3 separate regions of the Homo sapiens genome follow, and regions 2 and 3 are each linked to region 1. The links are chromatin loops, found by intact Hi-C in ENCODE. Cell type or tissue: heart right ventricle. All regions are shown on one strand.

Region 1 (2,500 bases):
CTGGGCTGCTCAGGATTAGACTAGAGTGAAGAAAACTGGATTGTATTTAGATTTTTCTGATATATTTGAAAGCTGAAAAGAAAGTATAGGAAATAAATACTTTTTTTTCATTTAAGATTTTAAAAGGAATTTAAGTGCTTGTTAAAAAAAAAGTTGCCTCTTGACTGTCGGTAATCTTTTCGGCAGACATAGAAAGGGAAACCTTTATACCTTTGTATTTTTAGTTCCTAACAAAGGACAACTGTGCATGAATGGGGAGAACATTAACCCCCACTTGCCCTCAAATGTAACCTGTGATCACATTGTGCCAACTACACCAGTGAGCACCAACAAATATAGTTATTAATTGAGGTTTCTCAAACATCTGGACTTTTGGCACCCAGAACCAAAATAGCTGGACATTTGTTTGAATTCTCTACTTGTTTTCCAAGCTTGACATTGAGTCAGAATAATAGCAGTTATAGACTACTTCCTATATGCCAGAGTCAGGCTAAATGTTTTACCTGTATTAGCTTGTTTAACCTTCACAACCATCAAATGAGTCCTAAAGTATGAATGATTCCTTTTAGAGATGAGGGTACTGAGGCTCAGAGAAGGAAGCACAGAGCTGATATGAGAACACTGTCTGTCTGATTATAAACCCTGAACTGAGAGTGTTTCATTTTGGCAAAATGACTACAGAGGGCAACAAATGATATAAATCCAATTTGTAGCTACCCTACTAAAAGAAAGAGTGACTGTACAATATCTGAGTTAATAACATTACTCAGTAGTATCACCATTGTTAGCAAATTTGATAATTTGGGGAAAATTTTTCCTTCTCTTGAATTACTCTGATGCATTCAAATTCACCTGATAATTGTGTATTACATGTATTACCCTTTGAGTATTAAAACAACTGAAAATACCTGCATCTTTGTCAGATTAAATAATTTAGAAAATGAAAAAATACACAAAAACAAATTAAATAAACATAAGACTCAATCCCTGGGTTAAAGATGAATATTGCAGTTTTCTTTACTAGTTAGTGGCTAGAGTTTTAACTAGGTAACCTTGAGCAAGTTACTTAATCTCTTAAGCCTCAGTTTTCTCATCTTTAAAACACAAATGATAACAAAACCTACTTTAGCCTACTTTGCTAAAGGATGGAATAAAAAAATGCATGTAAAGTGCTTAACACAGTGCCTGGCTTATAGCATGGTTTCAAAACATAGTTAATTATCTGTCATAACTTAAGCTGGTACCATGGGAGAACTGGAATTCAGAAGTACACCTGAGGTCTACTCCCACCAATGGGGTGGGGGGCTGGGGTGGGTCACTGGAGAGCAGAGAAACCTCATGCAACTTTCACCCTTTCTCCTTGTTTCTGGATCTTCAGTCGCAGAAGTAAGCCAGCTTCACTTCCTCTGTTACTACTGCCCCCTGCTGGCTGGGGAGGGAAAGATGCGATGGCAGAGCTGAAATTGTTTGCTTTCCTTTCTCTGCTTCTCACACTTCTCTGTGCCAGGTCTTCAGGTTTCTTTAAATATTAAAGCTGACTAACCCTAGCCTCCTGTAAAAGGATGTGAGAGCATGAATATGATCACTCTCTCTTTAGTACTGTAAAATTTTATGGTTATGTAGAAATTCAATGTTAAAAAAACCCCAACAACTCTATGATGAAATTTCTCTGGATAAATAATTAGTTATGCCCAGAGACACATTGTGGGGGCAGTGCATTTTTTGACCTTTCAACATAGACAGATGGTTTACGCATCTTCAGCATTCAGAGTTTTCTGAGGAGCATTATATAATCTCAGTGTGGTCACCAAATGAAATAAGAAATTCCTCATTTGGCAGATGGAGCTTGCGTATCGAGTTCATAAACTTTAATACTTCTCCCAAGTCCAAAATCAGAGACAACCTGCTCCCAAGTCAGTTTCCCATTTGCACTTAATTAGGGAGTGTGTTTTGGAGGTCAGTGAAAACCAGTGGAGTATGTTTTCATAATAACTTCCCTCACAATAAAATTATTTGGGAGGCAGCTATCCAACTTTTTCTGGAATGAGGGCAAGAAAAATGGGGACACAAAGTGAAGTTATTGGATACCTTATCTGGAACTGCCCAAAATGTTGACTGAGATCCAAAGAACACACAGTACCTTCTGGATCAGGGAAAAGGAGCCAAATGTTTTTATAGTCCCAACAATTTTCTTAACTACAATTTTGCTTCATTTCTAACAACGAAGTGAAGTACTTTTAAGGATTCCAAATACTAGAGAACAAAAGCCTTCTCAGAGTTGTAATCATGTCATACAGAAATAGAGACAGTAAGTATCCTGGTTAAGGAAAATGTGAATATGTGGATGAACAAAAGTGACTGGTAGTTAGGACAGGTAGCCAGACTGTCACTTACTGGCTGGATGCTTTTGTGTATTTGGGTTTAACAAAGATAACATGGTGAGTCCCAAACATGTTGCACCTCACTTTATAAAGTGTGATATCACTGTAGCTGTAGGAAA
Region 2 (2,500 bases), 230 kb after region 1:
AGGCGGGCAAATCACGAGGTCAGAGATCGAGACCATCCTATCCTGGCTAACATGGTGAAACCCCGTCTCTACTAAAAATACAAAAATTAGCTGGGCATGGTGGCGGACGCCTGTAGTCCCAGCTACTCGGGAGGCTGAGGCAGGAGGATGGCGTGAACCCGGGAGGTGGAGCTTGCAGTGAGCCAAGATCGCGCCACTGCACTCCAGCCTGGGCGACAGAGCAAGACTCTGTCTCAAAAAAAAAAAAAAAAAAAAAAGAAAAAAGAAAAGAAAAAACAAAAAACACAAAATTTGGGAACAAACTGAGCTTTAGTAAGCATTGTCTATAAATATTTGAGGGAACAGAAATGAGAAGCCAACATTGGTGAGAGCACCACCCAATAAAGAGCTTGATAGATATAGTCACCGGAGAAACTTATTTTAATGTTTCAAAGGTATCAAAACAATAAATGAAACCAAATAAAACTTAAAAATAACAACCAAAAGGAAAGTCTTCAGTCTCCACGCAGTGCTTTGATGTAATATATTTATGTTTTCTTCCTCCTCAGGCCTCACTAAAATAGTTGCATAGGATGGTACAGTTCTTTCTCTTAAAGTACTTCTGTACTAGGTAATTTTTTTAAGTCTCTTCTATATATAATTTATTTAAAGATATAAAGGGCCTCTAGGGCTCTCAGGGACCTCCATGTTTTGGCAAGGAAGAGAATGAAAACAGAAGGTTCCTAAAATTATGGAAACTATTTTTTGGGTAACTTAAAGCAAAACAAAACAAATGAACAACAAACAAAAGTAGAGAGATATAAAAGATATCCCTGAAACTGTTTAATCTGGTGACCTTTCTTTACAGACCAAAAGAGCACTTCTTTTCTAAGATTGACATAAATGCATAAATTGTGCATCCTAAACCTTACTGGAGTTATCTAATTCTACTATAATGTCACTTCCAATTATGGGACAAAAAAAGTCAAATCTTATTCTTGCACTTCCTGGTAGAGATATTTTTCACCTGTATCAGGGCCTAGAATTGAAACTGGAAAATAAGCTACAATAGAAACTGAACTATGAAATTGAACTACAGAGTACAGAAGCCAGCTCAGAATACAATTCGTCTGTTTTTACCAAAAACCATGTTCCTGGGAACATACACCTGTTTGCATGCTAAGAATCTTGAAATTTAAAAAAAAAGCATGATAAAATTTAGGAAGAGGACAATTTTTTTTTCACCATTCCCCAAATCTATTGGCCATTTACTCCCCCAATTAGTTTTTCCAAACAACTTTAGAAGATCAACACAAGGTTCAATTGATTATCCTACTTAGATAAGGAATTGTAAATTATTAAGTTTGGCTTTGAGACTTCACTTTACATTTGCACATTTATACTTACATATATACCCATATCTAAAAAATTGCTTTCATTTTTAAAATAATCCCACAGTCAAGTAGTACACCATCATCCAAGCAAGACTGCTTGTGTGAAGATAGACACCTGGTGGTCAATATGTAGAACTGCAGCTCAGGAAAGACCTAGATTTCTTTGAGGTTGTCTCTTGTTTTTTCCCCATTTCCCACTGCTTTCTGGGTACAGATTGCTGTTGATGGTGGACATACTGCAGCTGTGTGTGAGTGAGTCTCAAGTTCAAGTCAAGAGATTTCCAGAACAGTTACATCAACTCCATGAAAGCTTCAGGTCACAAGTTTTCTGAATTATTTGGAGAGCCAACCAATGTAGCATGCTAAGAATTTTTAAAAGTTACTAAAATCTCTTAAGCAAGAAGTTGAACAGGAGCCTCAGTGTTTGGGAGTAAGGGTTAATCTCCACCTACAAATTTCTGCATTTCCTCTGTCAGGATAATAAGCTTCTGTTTCCTTTGGGGAAGAAAAAAGAAGTGTCGATTCCTTTGTCACCACAAAAGCAAGCATTTTGAGCTTTTAAATATGGCCCTGCCCCTGAACCGACCCTGCCTCGTGTCTAAGTGCTTTTCTCCAAATTGAACCTCACAAGACAAAAATACATAACTTAAAGAAATGGCAAGCTAAAATCTCTCTATTTTTTTGTTACTCCTGGCTATTAATTTTATTCTCTTCAATTTTTAAGTCTTGAGATAAGCTTCTGGAAGCAGATACAGAATAGTTTCTAACTTTCTCAGAGTACACTTGGTTTTAGACAGGGAGTGGAATCATAGCATGGGTTCTCACTCTACTTGCATCGGTAAAGGAGGAGGAAAGACATGCATCAGAAGGACAAATGTGTGAGTTGGCTCTATGTCTGATGAAGTGACACACTACAGTGCCGGAGATGCCCTGATTTCCCATTAAGCTACTACAGAGAAAGGCATAGCTTAGTCGCATGGGCTGAATTCCTTATGGTACAATTATAGGCACAGTCACACCTGAAATGACCAGACATCGTGGTCAGAATGCCCTTTGCTTAACTTCTATTGGGCCTTTGCTCTGTGCCAGCCACTGTGCACAGGCTGCCCCAAATCATGCCACAAGCC
Region 3 (2,500 bases), 290 kb before region 1:
AATCATAATGCGATGTGGTAATACATGCTAGGACTGTAAGAGAATTACTGAATGCTGCAGGAAGTCAGAGAAGACTTTTTGGAAGATGCCATGTCTCAATTGGGACCTTTAGAATATTTTTCAGGCATAAAGAGAAACATCTTTAAAGATCTGGAAGAAAGAGAGGGCATAGCACATCCCAGAATGTAGAGTAAGGATGCAGAGTAGAGAGCTGGGTTAGAAACTTAACTGCATAATACAACCTCTGATCCCTACCAGCTGGGAAAATCCACTTAGCCATGTACGGAGCTTCTTCCAGGTACTGAGCTCTGAGTTAGGTATTGTCAGGATCCCCAAGATGGGTCAGACAGGACTGCTGTCTTCAATGAGCTCTGCCCATTACCCATATGTCTGAGGAGAAACACATTTCCACCCTTTCTGGAGCTCTACAGGGAGGGACTGCTCTTTGCTAGAATGATCTTACCTGCCTCCAACACCTGTCCATTAAAGCAAGCCCTGAACAAGAGGCCGACATCCACAAGTTAGAGATGTTGTGCTTTGAATACTACCAGCTGGTTGTTGCAACCTCCTAGTGAGTGACTTACACCCAGTCCTCCCTCCTTGTTCTTCTGTGATTAAAGACCCTAAAGGCTTAACAGGCATGGCTGGGCTAAATGTTCCAGTTGACATTATTTGCCACCAGGACCTTCCTCTTTTGCTTCCGACTTTTTTTCCAATTGTGCAGAAAATTGTTCTTCATTCTTTCCAATCTGTCCACATCCTTTTTCCTCCACTTACATTTCAAAATAAGGTGTACCTCTTCCAGGAAGGTTGCCCTTGTTAATTCTACCCATCATCCTGGAGTGGCCAATGGCCTCTATCCCAGAATAATTGTTGTATTTTTTGTATGATGCATTCAGTCATTTGTGTAGTTTCATTTTGCAGTTTCCTCAGTGGAAGTTGTATTTTCACCTTTGCTGCCGCTTATGCAGTTTTGAGACCCGTACACCAGGTGGTGGTAGTTTCCTCATGCTCTGATTGTACATTCTGAATAATTTGCAGAGGAGGAAAATGGAAGGGGTGAGCTAATTTTTAATCAAGTATCTTTCATGTGCCAGGCCTCTGCACAATGTTTGATTTAATCATCAGAAATAATCTATATGAGGCAGATATTGTTTTCATTTTAAAGTTAAGGAAACTAGGTTTTGAGGGGGAAGTAAAGTAACTTCCCCAAACTCACCATCCTTCATGGTGAAGATGGAATTGGTATCAGGTCTGGGCCCTCCAGCTTTGGTTTTAAGACGAATACATGTATGTCTTTTCTATGTGGTTATACAAACAATAATGAAGTCAATCACCATTGCAGAGCAACTGTTCTAACAACACCTCAGGTATAATTTGGTATCTTCTTCACTAATTCTTGAATTGTGATAATCCAAGTATTTGTAGGTGGGCAGAAAAACTGACATGAACAGTCCTTCTTGGAAGAGGAAGAAAAATAAAAGCCTTTAAAGCATCTTATATCCCGAAAGTATGTTTCCCTGCAACCACATTCTCTGTAATTTCTAATTTGCCATTTGCTTTACTTTGAGGAAGGAATTCCCTCTCCCAATGAGTTGAGAGCTGGGAGACTTGGGTTCTAGACCCAAGTAACTGAGTATATTCCTTGAAGTATGTCTCTTCTTTCCTCTGGGTTTCAACTCCCCATTTGTGAAATACGGAGGTTTTAATAACACCATTGCAACCCTCTTCTGTATCTGGTTGATTATTTGGCTGTTGTATGGCCACCACTTAACTCACTCAAAAATATGAAGACATGGCACCACCAGGCACTGCCTCTTCTGGGGTTGGTTCATGTCGTACTTCAATAATCAAAATAATCAAGCTTCCTCTAAAAGAATTTGTTTCACAACTGATGATAATTTTCTGGATATCCTACCCAAGTCCCCCTCCCCCAGTTTTGGCACTTTGTTTCCATGATCAAATTGTGTCACTTCTCTGGTGAATACCTTCTTTGTGTTTTTGGTCATTCTCAGACCAGGGAGAGTATGTATGTATGCATTTGTTCATTCATTCATTCATTCAGTCTTTACAGTTATGTTCTCTATCTTGCAGCAGGAATGTCTGCAATTCTCATTTTTTCCCTGTCATTTGACTATGAGTTCCTATCCTCTGGCTTTTTTGGTAGGGATTCTTGAACATACCAAAGGGGTTAACTGCCTCAATGAAGCATCACACTGGCCATATACCAGCCTCTGTGCCAGGTGCTGTGGGAATTAGATGTGGTTTTTTGCTTTCCAGGGGCTCAGAGCACAGTGGAGAAGAGAGATGAGCAGACAGCTGATCATAGCACACCAGTGAATGCCACAACATGTGGGGGTTGTGTAGTGACTGTGTGCCTCAGGGACACTAGTCAGAGCTGCAGTGAAATCTGCTTGGCCTGTGGAGAAGCAGAAAGGACGACGGTGGCTTCAGGGAGGCGACATGGGCGCTGGGCCTCAGAGGATACGAGGTACTGCTG

What was found. Hi-C counts contacts between places; a loop is a spot of excess contacts. Peaks named below come from ENCODE experiments on the same cell type or tissue, not always from the same donor. Only the 100,000 strongest peaks of a DNase experiment are listed, where the experiment ranks them.
Region 2: a loop joins it to region 1, with 4 times the contacts of the local background. A loop is called at or near these places in 24 of 110 quality-filtered maps.
Region 3: it touches region 1 in a loop (2.9-fold over the local background); 40 of 110 quality-filtered maps call a loop at or near these places.

What each region holds. Positions count from the first base shown.
Region 1 is chr1:221,202,229-221,204,728 of GRCh38, forward strand. No RefSeq gene overlaps it. Among named protein-coding and RNA genes, the nearest start is that of LINC02817, 130 kb to the right of the region's middle. In heart right ventricle, CTCF peaks have their summits at 1,430 (motif pointing left) and 1,633; a DNase peak (open chromatin) is centred at 1,413; H3K27ac peaks cover 2,037 bases.
Region 2 is chr1:221,434,120-221,436,619 of GRCh38, forward strand. All of the region lies in intron 3 of LOC105372932 (a long non-coding RNA gene), which reads left to right. Among named protein-coding and RNA genes, the nearest start is that of LINC02817, 99 kb to the left of the region's middle. In heart right ventricle, CTCF peaks have their summits at 1,488 (motif pointing left) and 1,692; no DNase peak of the experiment used is centred here; H3K27ac peaks cover 363 bases.
Region 3 is chr1:220,907,923-220,910,422 of GRCh38, forward strand. No RefSeq gene overlaps it. Among named protein-coding and RNA genes, the nearest start is that of HLX-AS1, 29 kb to the left of the region's middle. In heart right ventricle, a CTCF peak has its summit at 985 (motif pointing right); no DNase peak of the experiment used is centred here.